2 separate regions of the Homo sapiens genome follow, and region 1 is linked to region 2. The links are chromatin contacts, found by Hi-C or POLR2A ChIA-PET in ENCODE. All regions are on one chromosome and are shown on one strand. Each heading gives the region's core, a stretch centred on a gene start or an enhancer-like site at or near the end of the contact. The rest is flanking DNA. Distances are from core to core; before and after follow the strand shown.

Region 1 (2,700 bases), core at 162-2,661, 320 kb before region 2:
CAAAGAAATAGGAAGGAAAAACAAAATGGTCAGAAGGTTGACAACAAAGTGCATCACAAAAACAGTCTTCAAAGAGTTTGTATTTTATTTTTGCCCACAAATAATTAGCTAGTTAGATTACTGTTTGAGAACCTATAATTTTTAGAAAGTGGACTATTTTCTTCAATACTAAGAAATCAGGGCTGTGCACGGTGGTTTATGCCTGTAATCCCAGCAGGCCGGGATTACTTGAGCTCAGGAGTTCGAGACCAGCCTAGGCAACATAGTGAAACTCCGTCGCTATAAAACAAAACAAAACAAAACAAAAAACCAAAAATTGGCCAGGCGTGGTGGCACAGGCTTATAGTCCCAGCTACTTGGGAGGCTGAGGCAGGAGGATCGCTTGAGGCAGAGGTTGCAGTGGGCCAAGATCGTGCCACTGCCCTCCACCCTGGGCGACAGAGCAAGATCCTATCTTTTAAAAAAAAAAGTCTGTCTGGAAGTCCTTACTTTATATTTAATTGTCAAACTCCTTTCCCCCATCTCTTGACTTCACCTCTCTCTACATCCCCAAGCCAAGAATGATGAGAAATGGACAGATGTTAGCACGAGTTGGGTGCGCTTTGGGCATGGGGAAGTCTGAGGTCTCGGAAAATCTTTTCTACATATACACCCGGCCCTCACTTTCTGGACGCACGCAGCAAACTCTCAAAATAAAACCACCAAAAAGGAGAAGGGGGGGCGTCGCCCACCGCTCCTGGCATTCCGCGGCTGCCAACTCTTTCCCTCCCATCTGGCTCCTGGGATGCCCGCGGGGGAATCGCAGTGAGCAGCGCGGGGCGAGGCCGCCGCGGACGCCCCGTCGGATGTGCCCTTCGCTGGGCCGAGCGGCGCAGGGTTGGAGAGGGAAGCGCTCGTGCCCACCTTGCTCGCAGGTGCCCTTGCTGACCTGGGTGATGGCCTTCTCCCCGCGGCTCTCGGCCCTCTGGCTGGCGGCGCGCAGCTGGCAGCCGCTCGGGTAGGTGGTGCCGTCGCTGCCGCACACCGGGTAGCGGCTCTTGCACACGCACACGCCGCTTACACCCGGACCGCCGGCTGCTGCCCCGGCTTTACCCTTCCGCCTCTTGCGGCTCTTCACGCACTCCATGCCCGGCGCGCAGTACCCCCTGCCGGCGCCGCCACCCCCGCACGGCTCGCCCTCGCCGCGGGCGCACATAGGGCAGCAGCCGCACGCGTCGCGGGTCTCGCCCAGCAGGCAGCCCAGCGGGGGCAGGGGCGGGCAGGAGGCCGGCTCGCAGGGGCCGCAGGTGTCCGAAGAGGAGGAAGAGGAGAGGGGCAGGAGCAGGAGCAGCAGCCCAGCGGCGCCGAGGAGCAGGGCGCGCAGCGACGGCCGCTCCATGGCGGGGTGCGGTGGCAGCGGCAAGGGCGCGAGTGAGCCGTGTCGGGCCGGCCGGCGCCTTAAACCCGCCGCCCCGCCCGGCCTGTCCGCGGGAACCACACCCCGGGGCGGTGAGAGCACGGGGGCCCCGCCCGTGCCGCCCTCCCGGCCCCGCGGGGCCTGCGCGCGCGCTCCTGCTGGCGTCGGGGGGTGAGCGGGCACCCGGCGTGACCGGCCCATGGGCGCTCGGTCTCACGCCCGCTTCGCAGAGCTCACCCCGCCAGCTCCTGCTCGGTCCCCAGTCCCCTGCCCCGAGCCCTCAGGGATCGCACCGCAGTGCGAGCGGCTCTTCCACCCTCTGGTTTCTCCCCGTTTCCGGTCAATATATTTAAACTTCTTAACAACCACGGCTTCGAGACGATCCAGGGTTTCATCTATTAAATCCTCCGTGGGCCTGAGACACCTGAGTGCTCATTACTCTGTGGTTTGGGAAGCTCTCTTAAGAACAAGCTGTTAAAAACCCCCACTTGTGGACTGTGTCCCCGCTGGCCACAGGCCTGCTGTGGTCTTGGGTGTCAAGCACTAAAAGGACAAACCGTTGCCAACCACTTCCCTTTCTGGAACCTCTTAACTGCCTGCACCTCCCTCCCCGCTTTGTCTCCCAGTGGCATTCAACAAGACTCTGTGCTTTTTTTGTGCTGAGCCGTTTTCAGTGAGTACTGGAATCCGTGTGAGAGCTGTGCCCTTGTTTTGAGTTCTTGCTGAACTGCTCGCCCTCCAGCAAGCCTCTCGGGAGAACAGAGCGCAGCTGAGAGGAGCAGGGGTCCCAGCTCCTTCCTCGTTGGAGCTGCCACGGAGGCACCTAAAGCGCCCCCAGTCTTCACCAGCATTCCAGGAGGTTTTTGATATAAACGGTGGACTCTTCCTCAGTCTTTCTGCGAAGTGCTCTGCAAACTCAACTTGAAAGCCTCTCTTCCCAGGAACACTGGCCTCTCCAATGCAGACATGGAAGTTGCTTTCACTTTTTAACTGAATGTGTAACATTGCAGCGTGCATTATTCTGCATGTCACATTGTGGTTCTTTTGTGTTCTTTTTTCTTAGCATAAATCCAGGGATTTACAGGGTTGCTGACTGAAAGCCAGCAGTTCAGTTCATAATCCCATTAGCAGTGTAAAGAACTCATTCTCAACAGACTCTTACAAGGATAATTATTGCAAATTTTTTGAAAATTAAATGACCACAAAATCGGGGGGTGGAGAGTGGGGAAACATCCTCCAATCCAGAAAAACCTAGCACTGCTTTTTGGCCTCTCCTTAGTGTATTATAGACAAGTGGAGCATTT
Region 2 (2,700 bases), core at 119-2,618:
GGCATTAGACAGAGAAGAGAAAAATGGCAGTATGATCCTCTAGAAATGCAGCAATTGGAATGAAAAAGGAGCATGGGCTGGCGTAACCCGGGAGAGAAAATGACTTGTAATGGCATAGCAACCTACTTCTCTTCCTGCAAATGGCTGGGGAAAAAGTGTGCTTCCTGGCAGATAGGCTACAATCTACTGTTATTTATCTGGCTATTTCCAGCAAGTTCTCTTCTTATCCTAGATAGCTTATCTCTTCAAAGGAGTCTGTCCAAGGTGAACTCACCATGGGCCAAGAGGTCCTGCCTCTGGGACTGCACATCTGATTAACATGTTGGGGCTTAGGGGTGGGAAGGGCACAGTTTACTTAGATATATCTTGCTAGGTTTAAATTTTCTTTCTGGATACAAATATTTTTTACTGTTATTAAAAAAACCCCATGACTTCAATTTCACAATTTTTGTAGTTATTTCATGTATTTTAATAGGGCAATTGGGTTTCTGATAATTATAGTCTATTTTTCCTTTGGAAGTTGTCATGGGAGGGGTTGATGCCCCACACCCTCTTGTCCTTTGCAACCAGGTCTACTTGCACACTTTTATGCAGGCTGCAGCAGCCTTGTGCATGAGTTGATCCCTCTGGTGCCCGACTTGCCAGCCCTCTCCCATACAGAGAGAGGAAAAAGTCTGAAGACACACATATTTCCCAAATTCAATATCTTGAGTAGCTGAATCATGCCCAGCTCAGATGAATCAGGGTATTTAAGGTGAGCTGCACTTTTTCTTGTCTCTTTTGTATCTGCAGTTGTGGAAAATGCCTGTTAGTTGATGAATGGTCAAACAGATGTAAGAAGAATAACTGGTTCCTAGCAAAATCAGATTAAACTGCCTCAAAAGTAACCAAGCTAAAATGACAACATGTCACCCTGGAAAAGAAGGAAAATAATGGCTTTCAAAGGAATGAGAAAGCACTTTTCAAGAAAATTAGAGTTAATAAGATATCTGAAGATGGAAAACATGCCATCATCCTTCCAAATGTTAGTTGTTGATGACTGTTCCATCTAGTGGGAGATGTCACTTGGCATAGAGAAAAATGCACTGGGCTGTTGATAACCATGGTCTTACCTGTACCATTGACTGTTGGTGAGGTGTTGGGTACATGTTCCAAGTTCACTGAACCTCCGTTTACTCATCTGTAAAATAAGCACTTTTACTCACACAGTCTCAGAGCACTGAACACTGTGCCTGAAAGGGAGGACACTCAGTGTGTGGTAGAGAAGATGATGATGGTGATGTTGAGGGTGACCACAATGATGATGACAATGTGATGATGACATAATGAGCCATCACATTAGTAAGGGTTTTCTAGAGAAACAGCCAATAGAATGTCCTAAGATATGCAGTTGGCAAGCTGGAGACCCAAGAAGAGCCAATATTTCAGTTTGAGTCTGAAGGCAGGAAAAGACTGATGTCCCATCTCAAAGCAGTCAGGCAGAGGGAGTTCCCTCTTGTTCTCACTCAAGGAAGGGTGAGTCGTTGTGTTCTACTCAGTCTTTTGACCTATTGGATGAGGTCTGCCACATTTAGGAATGCAATCTGCTTCACTCAGTCTCTCAATTCAAATACTAATTTCATCGAGAAACACCCTTATAGACACACTTAGAATTATGTTTGACCAAGTATCTGAGAATTTTGTGGCCCAGTAAGTCAACACATAAAATTAACTACCACAATTATGATCATCAAGGGATCTTGCCCTTTACTTCCAAATTCGGTGATTCTAATAAGGGTGCTTTTTTTTGTAAAGCAGTCTTCAAAAACTTGCTTTTTGTAAAGGTTCTGACTTATAGGAAGCTCAGAGTTTTGCATTCTTTTGCTTGGGGAAGCAATTTGAAAAAGGAATCTTACACTTTCAGAACATGCTTTTCAAAATCCTGTTTTCTGACCTCTTGCTTAATGACACCCAATCTCACGGTGCTACATTGTATATATCAGAGAAGCAGCCTAGCCTAGTGCCTAAGAGCTTAAGAACATTGTTAAATTCTTGCTTTGCCACGTACCAACTTGTGTAACTTTGGGCAAGTTACTGAACCTCTCTGTTTCAGTTTCCTCACCTGTAAAACGGGATGGAAATAGTGCCTATCTTATAGGATTGTTGTGAGGATGACATATGTTAATGCATGTAAAGTACATAGACTAGCACCTACCTGGCACAGGGTACACACCCATTAACTATCAGATATTATATATACAACTGAAAAATTAAAGATTTACAGTGGTACCACATTTCAATCCTGTTCATTTATAATCTGTTGTGAAACTTACCAGATAATATCTTTAATTGATGGTATTTTGTAGTTGTCACTCAGCTTCGGGATTTGTTCTCGAGTCTTCCTTGAAAAGCATTTGTGTGTGTGTGTGTGTGTGTGTGTGTGTGTGTGTAAAAGCCTCTGCTAATGAACGTTGATGCAGTGCATCTGCCCACCAGATGGCGCAGTGCTCCCGCTGTTCCGAGGCTCAGCTACCCTGAGGGAGGCAGGGAATTTTGATCAGCTTCTGAAGAATCACCTCATCTCTCCCCGCAGAGAGCACAGAGCACAGGACTTCACGTTATGTCAAGTACATGTCGCTAGTTCTTGTTTGTGACTTTGTAAGAACTCGTAGGCTATAGCATTATATTTTGCAAGAAATTTGTATTATAGAAAAATGATTC

What was found. A loop is a pair of places that touch in the nucleus more often than their neighbours do. ChIA-PET counts read pairs that join two places held with the same protein, here RNA polymerase II (POLR2A). Pooled maps may share reads with other maps.
Region 1: a loop to region 2 is called in a map of ascending aorta, with 4 times the contacts of the local background. The contact joins the promoter of IGFBP7 here to the promoter of LINC02380 in region 2. A Hi-C loop is called at or near these places in 1 of 168 maps with a recorded cell type or tissue (ascending aorta) and 3 of 50 pooled maps. POLR2A ChIA-PET finds 5 or more read pairs at or near these places in 1 of 52 experiments (WTC11).

The regions. Positions count from the first base shown.
Region 1 is chr4:57,108,974-57,111,673 of GRCh38, forward strand. It overlaps IGFBP7 (insulin like growth factor binding protein 7), which reads right to left and starts at 1,412. Exons shown (of 5, transcript NM_001553.3): 1 at 904-1,412. The coding sequence starts at 1,378. IGFBP7-AS1 (IGFBP7 antisense RNA 1) reads left to right here and starts at 789. Exons shown (of 5, transcript NR_034081.1): 1 at 789-997. RefSeq lists a silencer at 1,481-1,550.
Region 2 is chr4:57,424,504-57,427,203 of GRCh38, forward strand. It overlaps LINC02380 (long intergenic non-protein coding RNA 2380), which reads left to right and starts at 1,369. Exons shown (of 6, transcript NR_125907.1): 1 at 1,369-1,515; 2 at 2,476-2,606. RefSeq lists an enhancer at 2,300-2,594.